Linked DNA regions of Homo sapiens: region 1 is linked to region 2. A link is a loop called in an ENCODE intact Hi-C map of the cell type or tissue named here. Cell type or tissue: OCI-LY7. All regions are shown on one strand. Each heading gives the region's core, and the rest is flanking DNA. Links, peaks and the distances in the headings are about the cores only.

What was found. Hi-C counts contacts between places; a loop is a spot of excess contacts. Peaks named below come from ENCODE experiments on the same cell type or tissue, not always from the same donor. Only the 100,000 strongest peaks of a DNase experiment are listed, where the experiment ranks them.
Region 1: it touches region 2 in a loop (2.6-fold over the local background); 2 of 110 quality-filtered maps call a loop at or near these places.

Annotation. Positions count from the first base shown.
Region 1 is chr3:6,714,257-6,722,927 of GRCh38, reverse strand. All of the region lies in intron 2 of GRM7-AS3 (GRM7 antisense RNA 3), which reads left to right. It overlaps LOC105376944 (a long non-coding RNA gene), which reads right to left. Exons shown (of 8, transcript NR_188695.1): 4 at 5,261-5,359; 5 at 2,657-2,841. Among named protein-coding and RNA genes, the nearest start is that of GRM7-AS3, 87 kb to the left of the region's middle. In OCI-LY7, for the core only: no CTCF peak of the experiment used is centred there; DNase peaks (open chromatin) are centred at 1,247, 4,267, 5,357 and 6,287; H3K4me3 peaks cover 2,472 bases; H3K27ac peaks cover 2,746 bases.
Region 2 is chr3:6,794,883-6,803,553 of GRCh38, reverse strand. All of the region lies in intron 1 of GRM7-AS3 (GRM7 antisense RNA 3), which reads left to right. Among named protein-coding and RNA genes, the nearest start is that of GRM7-AS3, 6.2 kb to the left of the region's middle. In OCI-LY7, for the core only: CTCF peaks have their summits at 3,867 and 4,066 (motif pointing right); a DNase peak (open chromatin) is centred at 4,053.

The DNA of each region.
Region 1 (8,671 bases), core at 393-8,392, 81 kb after region 2:
GAGAAGGACATAAATAATAAAATTTATTGATAGTATTTGAATGGTTTTCAGCTCATAAACTGAGCTCACCTGTTTATTAGAAAGAGAAAGATACAAGACCTTTAAAAGTTTAAATTTGCTACCATCATTGACACTCATGTTGAGAGCAAAGTGAGATATCATTACTTGTATACAGTACACAGAACTGGGCATCAGAATGACACACACTTCACCTTTTGGAGCCTCAGGAATCTACTCTGTAAATTGAGGAAACTGAACTAGTTTGGTGGATTAAATGCTTTTCTTAGCATTAGAAATCTTTGTTTACATGTAATCTTACATTGAAACACACATACACTCATGCATTGATATGGTTTGACAGTGTCCCCACCCAAATCTCACCTTGAGTTGTAATAATCCCCAAGTGTAAAGGATGGGGCCAGGTGGAGATAACTGAATCATGAGGGTGGTTTCCCCTATACTGTTCTCTTGGTAGTGAGTAAGTCTCATGAGATCTGATGGCTTTATAAATCAGAGTTTCCCTACACAAGCCCTCTTGTCTGCCGCCATGTAAAACGTGACTTTATTCTTCCTTTGCCTTCTGTGACGCTTGTGAGGCTTCCCAAGCCACGTAGATTGAGTCAATTTAAACCATTTTTTCTTTACAAATTACCCAGTCTCTGGTATGTCTTTATTAGCAGCATGAGAACATTCTAATACATGCACACACACACACATACACACACACATGCACACACACACAAACAATTGGTTAAATTGGATCTGTGATTGAAGCAGAGCGGATTCACGGAACTCATTCCACTCTATCTTCCCCTAAACATCAAGGAAGCCTCCCAAGAAATATGTAGCACAGAGGGAAACCACTAGACTGGATAATCTCAAAGGTTTATGATTCTGTCATTTTTGTTTCTGCCTGTAATATGGATCTGCTGTGAAATGAGAACCCCATATCTGCATAGAAAAAACAGCTGGCCACAAGTAACTTGTATAAAAATACAGGTAGTCACTTTTATTTCAGTTGCCACCTTTGAAGCACCATAATTTTGGGGATTGAATTATCCTTCTGAATCATAGTTTCAGCTAATAACTTCTAAGTCTTCTTGTTTGTTCGGTTTTCAAATTTAAGGAACCGTCACCTGTTACCACAGCATAACTCAGATTCTCTCAGGAAGGCACAAAACCCCTGAAACTAACTTATGCTTGTAGCTATGCTTGCTTACAGAAACAACAGTCAGATGCCAATAACCAGGAACCACCTGCAGGACAAGCTAAGCCCAGAAATGCTGCCTTCACCTGAACTTCTGCCTCAGTGCGAGACCTGACCTGATTTCTTGCCTCTTTCTCATACCAACATTTCCATCCAGTGGGGAGAAATGTACCTTGCTGGGTGCAAAAAGTGCCAATGCAAAAGAAAATGCAAGACTGCGCATACTTAACCCCTCCTGGAAGAACAAACTTTTTTCAAGGAATCCCCACCCCTGTCTCCACCTACCTGCCCAAAAGTCCTTAAAAATTTCCCTTTACTCTACTTCCAGGGAGAAGGTGCTTTGAGCATGAGCTCCCGTTCTCCATTACTTGATCAATGAATGGAATTTCTGCACTGTTTTGCCAAACCTGGTCTCCTTATATTAGTGTGAAAGGCACCAGGCACGGGGAAAAAAAAAAACCATCAGGGTCAAGGGAGGCCCTTTGAGGGTCAGTTGATAAGGGGACTACATGAATTTTTTTTTTTTTTTTTTTTTTTTTTAGACCGAGTCTAGTTCTGTCGCCCAGGCTGGAGTGCAGTGACGCGATCTCGGCTCACTGCAGCTCCGCCTCCCGGGTTCACCCCATTCTCCTGCCTCAGCCTCCCGAGTAGCTGGGACTACAGGCGCCCGCGACCATGCCCGGCTAATTTTTTGTGTTTTTAGTAGAGACGGGGTTTCACCATGTTAGCCAGGATGATCTCGATCTCCTACCTCATGATCCGCCCGCCTCGGCCTCCCAAAGTGCTGGGATTACAGGCGTGAGTCACCGCACCTGGCAAGATTTTTTCTTGTTTTTAATTCACATCAAGGCATTCTATTAAATTTAGTAATGTTTTCCAAGAGTTTTCTCAATGCTCTTATGCTCAGCTTCTCCGGAACTTTCATACAAAATGAAAATAGTTTTGCTGATTATTGGTTGCAATAAGCTATAGGGAAGAGTACAGATCTCTGGGCTGAAAAGGGATATCTTAGGGCCTGAAGTTGTGCCATGGGATTAGCAAACTGGATGGATATCATTTCTTATTAGATATTTATTAAAAATGCCTGGGGCTCTTTTAAAAGCTACCAAGCACTCAAGCTCTGCTCACCCCAGACAAATTAAATCTGAGTCTCTGAAGGTGTTCCAGTAGATAGATATTCTGTTTTATTTTCTTTGCTTGTTTTTCACATAAGTTCTAATTTTAGAATAATGTACCTTCACAAAAAGTTTCAAAGTCCGGAGAATTCTTATATACCCCATACCCAATTTCCCCTATTATTACCATCTCATATTAATACTTTCTTTTACAGTTAATGATTCAAAAGTCATATATTATTATTAGCTAAAGCCCATGCTTGATTCAGATGTTTTTAGTTTTTATCTAATGTCCTTTTTCTGTTCTAGGATCTCATCCCACATACCACATTACCTTTAATTATTATGTTTCCTTAAGTTCCTCTTGGCTGTGACAGTTTTTCATACTTCTTTGTTTTTGATGACCTTGACAGTTTTGAGGAGTACTGCTCAGGTACTATGTAAAATCTCCCTCAGTTGGGATTTGCCTGATGTCTTTTCTCATGATTAGATTGAGGTTACAGGTTTTTAGGAGGAAGACTGCAGAGAAAAAGTGCCATTCTTATCACCTCACATCAGGAATAAATGACATTTACATGACATTATTGTTGATGTTGACCTTGATCACCTACTTAGCTGAGGTGGTGTTTGTCAGATTTCTTCACTGTAAGGTACCCTTTCTTCTTTTTTATACTGCACTCTCTAGAAGAAAGTTATTATATGCAACTCACAATTAAGGGAAGGGGAGTGATATTCCAACTCCTTGAGGGGGAAATATTTACGTAAATTATTCGGAATTACTGTAATTGGGAGACTTGTCTATTCTCCCCACTTATTTATGTACATATTCAATCATCGGTTTATATCCACGTGGGCTCAAAATATTTACTTATACCTTGGATTATACTCCAATATTAAGCTATTTATTTTGCTGCTCAAATTGTTTCAGCTTTGACCATTGAGAGCTGTTTTAGTTGGCTTCTGTGTCCCCTTTATATGCTTCCATCATTTTGTCTTTTAAACACCAGCCAGGCACATCTTGCGTATTCCCTGCCCCAGCCTTAGAAGCAGCCATTTCTCCAAGAAGCCCAGGTTCCTTTTATTGGAGAATGGAACTGGAAACCAGTATCTGGGCACTTAGTGTGCTCACTGCTTCTGGGGTGTTATTGGTGCTTCTAAGACTTGTCAGTAGACAGAACTAGAAAATATATGTTGTATGTTTATTGCAGCACTATTTACGATAGAAAAGATTTGGAACCAACCCAAATGCCCATCAATGACAGACTAGATAAAAAAAAAAGTGGCACATACACACCATGGAATACTATGCAGCCATAATAAAGAATGAGTACATGTCCTTTGCAGGGACATGGATGAAGCTGGAAGCTGTCATTTTCAGCAAACTAACACAGGAACAGACAGACAAATGCTGCATATTCTCACTCATAAGTGGGAGTTGAACAATGAGAACACATGGACACAGGGAGGGGCACAACACACACTGGGGCCTATCAGGGGGTGGGGGGCAAGGGGAAGGAGAGCATTAGGACAAATACCTAATGCATGCGGGGCTTAAAACCTAGATGATGGGTTAATGGGTGCAGCAAACCACCATGACACATGTATACCTATGTAACAAACCTGCACATTCTGCACATGTATCCCAGAACTTAAAGTAAAATTAAAAAAATTAAAAATAAAAAAGTTTTAAAAAAGAAAATATACGTTGGCACTATTAACCTGTGAACACATACATATCTACATTAAAAGTAACCTGAATTCATACTGATGTCTCCTACTTGAATCCATTACTACGTGGACCATTGTACTTTTTTCCCCTTGCCCATCTATAACCTCCCACTTCAACAGTGAGAAATCTGGCACTGTTCAGCATCTATTTAAATACTTGTTCAACCCTATATACATGTAGAGTGGTTTCAGAATTGTTAGATTGTGCTTTTGTAGGAAGTAACTTTACCAATTAAAGTGCAGTGCTTATGCACACTTCCTATTGCCTTCAGTCTCAGCCTACTCAATTCCAAAAAAACTTAGATCAGCACCTTGTTTCTCTGCCTCCTTCAGTGCGGTTATGCATACTTTTGTAATACAGTTAGATTCCTTAGTCACCGTCTACATTCCATCTTGGAACCCTCTGACCTCCTGAATTGATTTTTTAAATTTACATATATTAAAGTTCAGCATTTGAGCTGTAAACTTACGTGGGTTTTGACAAGTGTTTAGTATCAAGTATACACCACTAAAATATAGCAGGGGGGCTTTCTGGAAGCTTACCATGAGATTCTAGTGTTCATCTAGCATTAGGAACCACTAGACTTTTCTGCCAAGTTCAGGTTCAGTTGTGTCCAACTTTAGTTTTTGTGTGAGCAGGATCGAGAAGACTGGTGTGTCTCTTACTGAGTAAACTGGCTAAGTTAGTTAACCTTTTTGTCCAGGTAATGTGTCCTCACATGGAGCCTCACAATACCTGCCTCAAGAGTTGTTAGAGGAATTAAATTGATCAGTAAAGATAAAGCACAGTTTAAGTGATGAAAAGCAGTAGGTATTTAGTTAATGTTAGCCATTATTTTATTTGATGTCCTCATAGTTTTTTAACATGACTCACAAAGAAAAAATTCAAAAAGCAAAGGCAAGAAAGCAGAGAGAAACAGAGAGAGAGAGAGAGAGAGATCTTTTCCTTTTGCTTTCTAACTTTCATGCATTCTAGATTAGACATTTACTAGGTTGCTTCCCCATAGAATCATTTGCGGTTATATAACAGTCCTAATGTCCAGTCTGCCCTCAGAATCACTAAATTAGAATTTCTGATGGTGGTGGTGGGGTAGAGAAAATAGCTTCAGTAGTTTTTTAAAAGATCCCCAGGTGATTTCAATGATGTCTTAGTTTGGGCTGCTAAAACAAATATATCACAAACTGGGTGGCTTTAACATTTATTTCTCACCGTTACGGAGGCTGGGAAGTCTAAGATCAAGTTGCTGGCAGAGCTGGTGGCTGGTGAGGGGAAATTCTTGGTTTGTTTTCTTGTTCTGTCTTCACCTGTCTGAGAGGAGAGAAAGAGGAAGTGAGCTCTCTCATATCTCTTTTTATGAGGGCACTAATCCCACTCATGAGGGCTTTACTCATGACCCAATCTCCTCCCAAAGGACTCACATTCAAATACCATCATAGTGGGGATTAGACATCAACATATGAATTTGAGGAGGACATAAACTTCCATTCTATAGCAAATGTGCAGCCAAGTTTGAGAACTACTAAACAGAGTAGACAAGTTTCACCTTTACTACAATTTCTCCAGATTCTCTGACTCACGGCTTTGAAAAAGACTCCAGAATATGATGAGAAAGAGCAGCTTGGCTGAATGTGTACATGAAGGTTAGAAAAAGAGTTTCATAGCTGTGATGAGTAATTTTCGTTGTGTTTCCAAATCCAATTCTTAGCACTGTATTTCATTTGATTAGCTCAACACAGTCAAGGTGAGGGCAACTTAAGTGTATTTGTCTCCCTCGGGTCTTCCTGATCAAATCTCTGGCTCTCTCTCTCTTTCTTCATTGTTTCCTGTTCCAGATAGTGGCTTTCCCCATTCTTGATGACATGTGTTTATGCCTTAATGATTATAGGTATAGCATTTCATTTGCACCTGGTCATTTCACCTTGTTTCATGGTGAGCAGGTATATAAAAACCTACCCCCGAAGGCTGAGAGGGAGCTGAGAGACCAAAGAAAGAAGCTGACAAATAGTTTCTCAGAAAGAAAATATTCAAGAGGGGCTTACAAATGAAAGGAATGTCTTGGGTGGACTGGAGATGGTAGATCTCAGCTCCAGCCTTCCAGAAAATTTTCATTTCTGTAGAAGTTTTTAGCATAAAACATACAAAGCTGGTCACATCTCATGCTTTCTTGTTACTGAGGAAGTTAGATAAGCATCTTTCTGAGGGGTGATTTATGCTGTAGGCACTGTTTTAAGACCCTGCTGCAGAATAGCTTGATATGCAGGATTCAAATGTCTGTCATCATCATGGTTTCTTTTCAAGACAGTGTCACTCTTGTCATGCCACAGGCTGCTTTCCTGCACACCTGCCTGGGGATGATATGAATATATTTTTTCCGTCTGCCTTTCTTCCCTCCCTTTCTTCCTTTCTTCTCCTCAGCATTTCCCAAACTATGTTCAAATAATTTAGTTTAATGTGAGATGTTAAAAGACATATTGAAAAAGAGGGCTGCCATAATCAAATACCTTTTAGAAAATACCATATCCTCTGTCCAACATCTGCAGCACATATTAGCATGTTAAAGACAAGGTGATGTTTGTCAATGACTTAAGTTGATTTACATTAAATTGTCCATACACATTTTTTGAGGAATACTTTTGGAGGTGGTGAGAAAAAGATGAACACTTCTTGTAAAAAGTTTTAGTCCATGCTGCTACAGAGTAGGAAATACTTATTTACTTATAATTACATAAAATGCAAAAATTTACTCCTTTCTTCTACCTGATGCAGTTTGATGTAATTTAAAATGTGAAGCTCCTTACACTCAAAATCCTATTCCAAACTGCTTCATAGACTTAGAATCACATTAAAATTTGACAAGCATAGTTTTAAATATTCATTTATTCATATTCAGGCCTGGTATGGTTGCTCATGCCTGTAATCCTGGCAATTCGGGAGGCCAAGGTGGGCAGATCACTTGACTCCAGGAGTTTGAGACCAGCCTGGGCAACCTAGTGAGACCTCATCTCTACTAAAATTCAAAAGAATTAGCTGGGTGTGATGGCTCATGCCTGTAGTCCCAGTCCCAGGGGACTGAGGCAGGAGAATCGCTTGAACCTGGGAGGTCAAGGCTGCAGTGAGCCATAATCATGCCATTGCACTCTGGCCTACACAACAGAGTGAGACCCTATCTCAAAAAAAAAAAAAATATATATATATATATATATAATATTCAAAATGCAGTGACTACCTACCATTTTTCAGGCACTTGTATGTATTGATTCATCTTATTGATTCTTTACATCAACCACGTAAGATATTATTCTCTTGTAAGGAGAGGACAAAAAAGACAAATAAATGGAAGTATTTGTCTAAAGCAGGATTCTTCTCCTTGGCGCTGTTGATATTTTGGGGCAGATGAGTCTATGTTGTTGAGGAGCCATGATGTGCGCTGTAGGACGTTTAGCTGCATCCCTGGCCTCTACTATCACATGACAGTAGTGACCGCCCCTTCCCCCTCAAGCTGTGACAATGAAAAGGCCTGTATACATTGTTAAATGTTCTCTGTGGAGCAAAAGTACCCCATCAGTTGAGAACCATTGGTCTAAACCCATGCAATGAATAAAATGCCAAAGTTAGTGCTTTTAGTTTCCTTTCTAGACATTTATCTACTTCTCAAAGACAATGCCCTTATGGTTCAAGACCCATCACGCATAATCACTTGCCATGCCCCTTCTAAAATGTCATTATCTTTATTACATGATGCAGTATCTCTTACTGGTTAGCCCAGCCAGTGCAAATGACCCGAGACTGAGTTCCATTCTCATGTAAAAAATTGATGTCGGCTAGAGGAACAAATGAGAGCCACAGGCTCTTGTCTTGAAAATGTGTGGTAGGGGTGTAAACTGGAATGTCCAAATGAATCCTTGTGGCTGCTAAAACAGATGGTAGGTCAGTAATTTTGTCTCTGGATATAGAGCAGGACACTATTATTGGAGCTCCACAGTGTGGTAACCTCCTAGAGTATGTGCCATTTTGCAATCTGGCATCTAGTTTCTTTATCATTATTAAATCCTTTGCACACAATGACGATTATTAGATTTTTCTTTGTCTCTTTGGCATTTGGTTTTTCCCTTCTAAATGTTAGCCAGATTTCGGTTTCAGAAATTCTTTTTTTTCCTATCAGTTATGGGATTTCTCCTAGAACTATAATCTCATTTCATGTCAATCTCCTTAATTTCCTCATCACCTATGTTGTCTTCATTTACCTTTTTAAAGTCTTGTATCTCTTTAGCCCCTTGGGAACTTAATACTTGTCTCTGGTGTTTCTTCCCATTCTCCTTTATACACAGAGGACCATAGATCATTTTTTGTTTTGTAGACATAGGTGCTTCTTCTGTCAATAAATTACCTCCTTCCTGCTTTTGAGGAATCTGAATGCCCAACTACTATCTCCCCTCATCAGATAAAACCCATCTTTAACATTTGTATCTATAGGCAGAGAGAGTGAGGAGAGAGAGAGAGAGAGAGAGAGAGAGAGAATTTTTTTCTTAAAATAAAAAATAAATTCTCGGCTGATATTTCCTTCCAGGTAGTTTTCCTAGATAAAGGTAGAACAGTCCTGTTCAATCTCTTCTGACACTG
Region 2 (8,671 bases), core at 237-8,236:
TTTGCTTTTCCTAAATTATTTTTTCTAGAAACATATAGCTTAGGACTTGGTTATTACATGAGACATTTTCCCAATTCATTATATCACTAAGGATATTTTAAAAGCTTATTTGGGGCAGGTAGGGGATGGGGAGACAGAAAATAGCTTAATCAATTTTGTATTAAGAAAAGTGGGCCAGGTGCGGTGGCTCATGCCTGTAATCCCAGCACTTTGGTAGGCCAAAGCAGGCAGATCACCTGAGGTCAGGATTTCGAGACCAGCCTGACCGACGTGGTGAAACCCCGTCTTTACTAAAAATACAAAAAAAAAAAAAAAAAAAAAATTAGCCAGGCATGGTGGCAGGCACCTGTAGTCCCAGCTACTCAGGAGGCTGAGACAGGAGAATTGTTTGAACCGGGGAGGTGAAGGTTGCAGTGAGCTGAGATCACACCACTGCACTCCAGCCTAGGGGACAAGAGCAAGACTCTGTCTCAAAAAAAAAAAAAAAAAAAGTGAATGGGCTGAGAAATGGGGCACACATATTCAGCAGGAAGCCTTTTGGAAGAGAAGAAATTAACCAGTTTTGATGTTTTAATTGTAAACCACGTGATGTGAAGGGCTCATTGAGACCACTCATGTTATAGTCCCATTGTTAGTTCAGCTTCTTTTCTTTATTTGAATATAGAAACGGAGGAGGAGGAGATGATGCCCAGGTGGCAATTCACAAGGTAGCATTTTAGCATTTCCTCTAAAACTGTTAAATAAATGGCCCTCTCAATTTTAGAGCAGTGCATACACAGGAGGTACTGTGCTTTAGCGTCTCAGCTTCAAAGAGTTGCTTAGGGAGGACATATTTTATCCTAATTATTTTTGACAAGAATTAGGTCAGATTAATTAGTTTAAAATTCAGCTGAACAACAACGTCTTTGCTAATTACTTCAGGGTGCATACATAATTCATTTACAATAGCAAAAAAAAAAAAAAAAAAGGAAAATATTGGGAAAGAATGCTACCTAACACTGACCTCTTTGATGGGCCATCATAAAAAGAGGACCCTCTGTGACCCAAAAGGTGTGATGAGGAGCAGAGAGTTCCTTGAGCATTTTATTCAGTATGAAGATGAATATTTATATATATAAATATGCATTTTTATGTAGCTTTATGTTTTTAATTACTTACATTTAAAATAAACATTTATTTATTTATTTGTAAACAGTGTCTCCCTCTGTCACCCAGGCTGAAAAGCAGTGGTGGGATCGCAGCTCATGTATCCTCTGCCTCCTGGGTTCAAGTGATTCTCCTGCCTCAGCCTCCTGAGTAGATTACAGGCAGGCACCACCACGCCTGGCTAATTTTTGCATTTTTAATAGAGATGGGGTTTCGCCATGTTGGCCAGGCTGGTCTCGAAATCCTGGCCTCAAGTGATCCGCCTGCCTCGGCCTCCCAAAGTGCGGGAATAACAGGTGTGTGCAGGACCTAAATATATTTTAAAAAATACTTTAGAATGTAATGTCAAGGTAAGACAGAGTAAGAGAGTGAGTGGTGAGGAAGTGAGTTTTAGAGAGAAGACAGTCCTAGTTCAGTCCCTTACCTTACCTTAGGCAATGCACATACCTGCTCTGAGGTTTAGAGTTTTTTTTGTTATTGCTGTTAAACTAATAATAGCATTTAGCACCTGCTTTATGGCCTGTTGTGAGAATTACACGAGATAATGTATATAAACCTCAGCACCTGACATAGAATAAGTATTTAATGTTTGTTAGTTATTATCGTTTCTGTAGTAGCATAGGAAATTAAATAAATGTTTGCCCTACTGCCTACACACTTCTAAGCTTGCCCCCAAATTACTTTAAAGTGAATTATACCTTTTGGCTCAGATTGCATTAGAAAGGCCACTTTAAATTTAGACTCAATTTTCTACAGGGGAAAAAAAAAAAGACGGACTAAAATATTTCAGTAGATTAAATATCGAGTAATATTAAGCAAAAATCAAAGGTGTTTAGGAGGTCTTGGACAAATATCAAATAGTAGAGTGTAAGTATGCATTATCTGTCCGGTGTCCTACTCAGGGATAAGAAAGCATTTTAAAATCTTTTATTCATGAAGAGAAGCCCAAATAAAGATTGTGGAATCTCTTGATATTTAAAGGCTTGCTCACAGATTTTTTTTTTTAAACTGCATGAGACAAACAAATGTATCTACACTTGCGTTCTGTTAGTCTAAAATTCTGGGCTAAATTATGACTGGATTTGGGGACATATAATCAAGCATCCAAATACATGTAAACTAAAGATGAATTTTGCTGGCAAACTAGTTCCAGCCTCTGGCATTAGAACTACTTAGATTTTCTTTTCAAATACTAGACTATATTTACAGCTTAAAAATTGGATGGAATAGGAGCCATTAAAAACTGATGACATTGAAGGAAATAATAACAATATTTTCCATATGTAAACCCAAGCTGAAAATACAATTGGCATCTCTGTCTGCTCAGTGCAAAGTATTTTGATGCTTCACACATGTTATCATGATTGCTGCTACTTTAATTCCCACATCTCGCTGGCAAAATAATTGAATAGTGAAGAGAATAAATGTCTCTTACAGTATGTGAGGCAAAAACCCGGATGGTTCAGATCACATTTGGCCAAAGAAATGCTTTCTTATTTCTCTTCTAGAACTGTGTGTCTGAACACTATCACGGGCTGTCCAAAGTGTTTTATTAGATTGTTCTTCCCCCTAAATACCTGATTTCTGTATTAGAGGCATGCTCTCTTCCCTGGAAACAATTTTCCTTTTAAAGTTATAAAACACCCATTAAAATGAATAACTTAACAACTGCCATCAGAGAACAGATTCCAAACAAACATAGTCTGCAGCATTGTTAAGAGAAAAACAAAGGAAGGCCTATGTACTTACTTTACATGGATAAAATTTCCAATGAACCTTTGACTATTTCGGGGAGAAAACTTTAGCTATTAATGGGGAAAAGGAAGCAGGTGTTAGGGTGGATTGGGAAGGAGAGTGCAACTATCTTGAATTGCTGAATTGCAAACCGCAGTAATCATCAAACTCAGGTCATTTCTGGTCTTACTTTTTCTCTTTGACAAAAGAGCAACAAAAGATCATGAGAATCCAGATCTGAGCCACATCACACACACTTTTCTAGTCTCTATACTTCTCAATTATCAACCAGCTGTAATTGATATTGTCATTTCCATTGGCAGTGGCAGCACAACAGGTAGTGAAAATGGGTGCAGCGAGAAAGATGTGGCTGAAATATTTTCTCCAACACAGACTGAGATCTTTACCTACCTTATAAAAATGTTTTCTGCATTAAATTTTACATACAGGGAGATTTTAGCAAATGTCCTGATATATTGTTACTATAAAATAATGAAGGATAGTATTGTTGTTACTTTTGTGATTCTTATCAATATCAAATAAATTGTCTACAGTACACTGTAGACTGTCAAATAAATACAGTCAACTGTAGTTCTAAATTCAAAGACATTTCAATTTTAAATAGAGAGCATAAACATAGGATATAAGTAAATGAGAACAGATAAAAAATAATTATATGAATAGAATGTCATTGTAGCATTTGACTACACTCGTGACCACTTTTATTATCATAAAATTTGAATACTTACTTTTTCTTGAATGCCAACTCTAGGTTTAACTATGTTAGGTGCTTTACATATGAAATTTCATTGAATCACTGCAGTATAACTAAGCCTGGTGTTATCATAATCCTCATTGTAGAGATAAAGAAACAACTGAGGTTACATGAAGTTCAGTAACTTTGCCCAAGTCCCCCAGCAGCTGATCCTTAAACACATGAGAGTAAGTGTCCATATCTCTGGTAGACATGACTGGTAGACGGTTTGATACTGGTGAACCACTGCACCTCACTATACACTTTCTAAATTTGTTTGAGCATACTTAAACTCGTTGCCCACTGTTTGGTCTTTGCCAGAAAAGACGGAGGTAGAGTGACAAGAGTGAGTGAAGGAAAGAGTAGATCGCTTAGAAGTTTGGCCCCATGGATTTAGGTTGACTGCACAGCAGTCTGGACCACCACTAGGGGGCAGGCTGATGCTAATTCATATTTCCATCATTTTTGGCCTAACCATAATGCACAGAACCCAAAGCAGCACCTTACTTTGCTCCCCACTATCCAAGAGGGGACAGTTCTTTTTTTTTTTTTTTCAATGAATGCAGGTATAAAAGTAAGTGAATATGTGCTTATTAGGGCAGGGATGAAAGAGTGTGAATGTAAAATATTGCAGCCACGTTAGAAAGACGTTGGACCATTTCTTAGAAAGTTCAACCCAAACTTAACATACAACCCAGCAATCAGACTCCTAGATAACTACCCTGGAGCCATGAAAACCTATGCTTACATAAAGATTTTCATGTGAATATTCATAGCACTATCATTCACGAATGATGGTCAAAAAGGGGACGTTATCCAGATGTCCATCAGCTGATGAATGGATACAGAAAATGCGCTCTATCCATAAAATGGAATACAATGCAGCAATAAAAAAGGAATAAACCACTGATATATGTTACAACAGGAGGGAACCTCTCCAGCAATATACTAAGCAAAAGAACTCTGACACAAAAGAACCCAGACACAAAAGAACACACACGTTGTATGGCTTCTATGAAATGTCTAGAATAGGTAAATCTGTAGAGACCAACAATGCATGTGTATGTGCCTGGGGCAGAGTGTAAGAATGTGGATTAACAGTAAACGGGTATATGGAATATGGAGCAATGAAAATGTTTTAATACTAGATTGTGGTGATGCTTGTACACTCTGTAATTTTATTAAAAACCATTGAATTGCCGGGCACAGCACTGTAATCCCAGCACTTTGGGAGGTCGAGGTGGGTGGATCACAAGGTCAGGAGTTCGAGACCAGCCTGGCCAATATGGTGAAACCCCGTCTGTACTAAAAATACAAGTAGCCTGTAATCCCAGCTACTTGGGAGGCTGAGGCAGGAGAATTGCTTGAACTCGGGAGGAGGAGATTGCAGTGAGCTGAGATTGCACCACTGCACTCCAGCCTGGGTGACACAGTGAGACTCCGTCTCAAAAAAAAAAAAAAAAAAATCAACTGTATACTTTAAAAAGATGAATTTTATAATATATAGATTACACTTCAATGAATCTGTTTAAAAAAACTTTAAAATGAAATTAGGGATGCAGCACGTCAGGTATGAGATACCACATTCACTCAAGTTGTTTCCCTCCTAAAAACATCTCACCCTTCAGTCCACATTCTGCTGCAGCAACTTCCTGCCCTTCTAGTCCGAACTTCTTTTATAACATTTTGCCTCTGCTTCTTGTCTCTTTATCCTCATCTCATATTCAACCCTCAGCCCACTGCAATCTGGCTGCAGCCCACATAATTCTACCAAAATTGTTCCTGCCAACTTTGTGATGACCTCCTTTTTGTTACATCCAGTGGGTGTTTTTAGCCTTTATCTTTACTTTATCTCTCAACACTTTGACCCTGTTCACCACTCTTGTACCCGCTATTTTCTTATAGAATTTGTAATGTTTTTTTCTCCCGGTTTTCCTTCAGTACCTCCAGTTGCTTATTTATAGTCTTCTTTCTGGGTTCCTCTTTCTTTGTCCATCGCTTATGTTCTGATACTACTCAGGACACTAAGCAAGATCCTCTTCTCATTATACTTCAGAGTGGGGTCAGAATATCATCTCCATCAGAACCATTGGGGGTGGGGCCCTACTTTTCAACAAGACAGGTTTGGGAACTACATTCTACACATACTCAATGAGACACTCTGGAGTTGGTACCCAGGATTTTGAATTTTATTAGGTTTCCTGGGTAATTAATCTGACCCCAAAGTTTGAGAATCATTTCTTTATAAATCATCCCCAAGTAATATTATCTACTCCCATATGTTTAATTACCATCTGCTTGCTGACATTCTCAAAGTTTATATCTCTAGCTCAGATCTTGTTCCTGAAAAGGACTTTGTTCATAATCCATAGGTACAAATTTCTGCTAGCCATCTCACTTGAAGTCTTACAGAAAGAAAATCTTACTATGCCACCAAATGATCGCATTACCTTCGCTTGCCAATTTCGTTATGTTTCCTAGTTTGGTTGAGGAATCAATCACCACTGTTACAGGTCTCACAAATCTAGTTAGCTTCCTTAACCCTTGATCCTAACCCTCCTTTACATCCAATCTGAAGCCCTCTCAATTTAATCTTCTAAAAATATGATGATTGCAGCTACTTGTCTCCATCCCCACTAAGAGGTATTCTAGTTGAGGCCAATAGCATCTCTCACCTGGAACCACTATAGCTGGCTCCAAATGAGTTTCTCAGCCTCTGTCTTTGCAGCTCTCATTTGTCTATGATCCTTTATTCGTAATGAAATGATTTTTCTGAAATGTGAACCTAACCAGGCTGCTTTCTTATTTAAAACATTTCTGTAGAATTCCAATCCTCTTAGGAGAAAGGTCAAATTCTTTAACTTGATAGAAAGGAACTTCCATGATGCAACCCCAGCTTACCACTCCAGACTTATTATTCCCAATCTCCATTTCATCTTTTCAGGAATTCTAACTTCTAGTTTCATTGAACTCTTACTTCTTTAAAGAATGCCAACTCTTTTATTGCCCCTATACATCTGTATATAATGCTCACTGAGATGAAGCATTCTGTTCCATGTCTTTGGCTGATTTTTACTGATTTGTCAGATATTACCTTCCATGTTACTTTCCCTGGAAACTCTCTGAACCTGTAAGTTCAAATAAAAGGATTCTGCAATATGCAATTGTAATACACTATGTTGACCCCAGCATAGAACTATTATACTGCATGTTAAGTTTTCAGTTTTAAGAATTTACTGAACTCTTTTTCCATTGGACTACAGGCTTAATGGGGGCTGCACCCAAGTGACCAGAACATGGATTTTGCCAATATAAACCTATTGAATTATTCAACAAGGGAATGATTTTTTTTTTTGTAAACCACAATCTAAAAAAAGTGTTATAGTCACATATGTTTAACTTCCACATAATTGAAATTATAATAAAGACTAAAAAATTATGTTGTAGGTTTTTGGATGACACTGTGGATATCATTTTAAAATACTATTTGAATGTTTTATATAGAATAAATACAAATATATCAACATTTGGGGGAAAAGTATTAGAGAGTGTTAGCATCCTCAGAGCTAACTCACTATAAACCATACTAAATAATATTAAAAAAATATTTTCACTTATTTGGATACAGAAAATAATGCTATAAATTTTAAACTATTTTATTAGCACCACAAATTCAATAGCATTCTTATTTAAATAGACATGAAAAAGAGTCTTGTTCAAGGTCTATTTTCATGTTGCTTTACCTTCTGAATGAATGACATTTTAGAAGTTATAATGGAGATTTCCTTATTTAAAACACGTTTACCTCCTCAGAAGCCTGTTTTTGACTTTGTATATTTTGAGGTGACCTCTTCACTTATAGTTTCAAGGTGTCTCTACTAAAAATACAAAAATTAGCTGGGCACCGTGGCATGCACCTGTAATCCCAGCTACTTGCGAGGCTGAGGCAGGAGAATCACTTCAACCTGGGAGATGGAGGTTGCGGTGAGCTGAGATCACACCACTGCACTCCAGCACTGGCGACAGAGTGAGACTCCATCTCAAAAAAAAAAAGGAAAGGAAAAAAAAAGAAAGTTCGTGAAGATCAGTAAAACAGCCAAAGAAAATATAGGAATGAGAAATTCAAGGCGAAATTTGGCCCACTGGCCCAGAAGATATGGGAATAAACTACTTGTGATGTTTAATGGGAAGCTATAGAGAAGTTAATAGGTTTGTGAACAAATATCCCAAGCTGTCAGCTCGAGGTATGATTTCCCAATTTAAGAAAATTTCTACCCTGAGGGTAATAATTTTTACTCAGATTTTGTCCAAAGAAACTGCCACTCTTTCCTATTTTTCTTCCTTTTCCTATTTTCCTAATAAAAGTGTTCAGTATTCTTTGGTGGAATTCTGCCCTATTGTTTGATGTCATGACACTTTCTCGTCATTTGGAGCCACTGGTGCTAACCAGAGCAGTGTAGGATAGATACTAGAAGATGCATTAGTACATTAGGTTATATCTCATATTCTTATGTAATTCACACATTCAGCTACTTAACAGAACTCAGCTTCAAAGTTGTGTGATTTTATTTGTAGTATTTTTAAGTAATATTTTATTTTTAAATTTGATATATGCTCATTAAGAACGCATACGAACAATTAGTCACACATCGCTGTAACTGAAAACAAAAATTATGTGGAATAACTTCAGACAGGCCTGATAACCAGAAATATTAATAATGTGTGGAGTCCTTCTCAGCTACTTAACAACTGGGGTGATAATTTTGGGACTCCTCACTCTGGTCCACTCCTTTCCCAAACATTCAGATATTCACTTGATCATCTTTGTTTGCCCTAAAACTCTCTGATACAAGAATACAATATTGTTTTGCAAGCAGAAATACAATGTGGAAAATGAAAATGAGAAAGGAACATTCTTGGTTGTAATTTTCTTAGAGCAGAATGACATTTCAGCTCTAAGAAGAAGCATCATTTTCTTAGAAACGACACAGGTCCAGAGAAATACTGTGACTTGCCTAAGGTTGCACAGATCTAGAA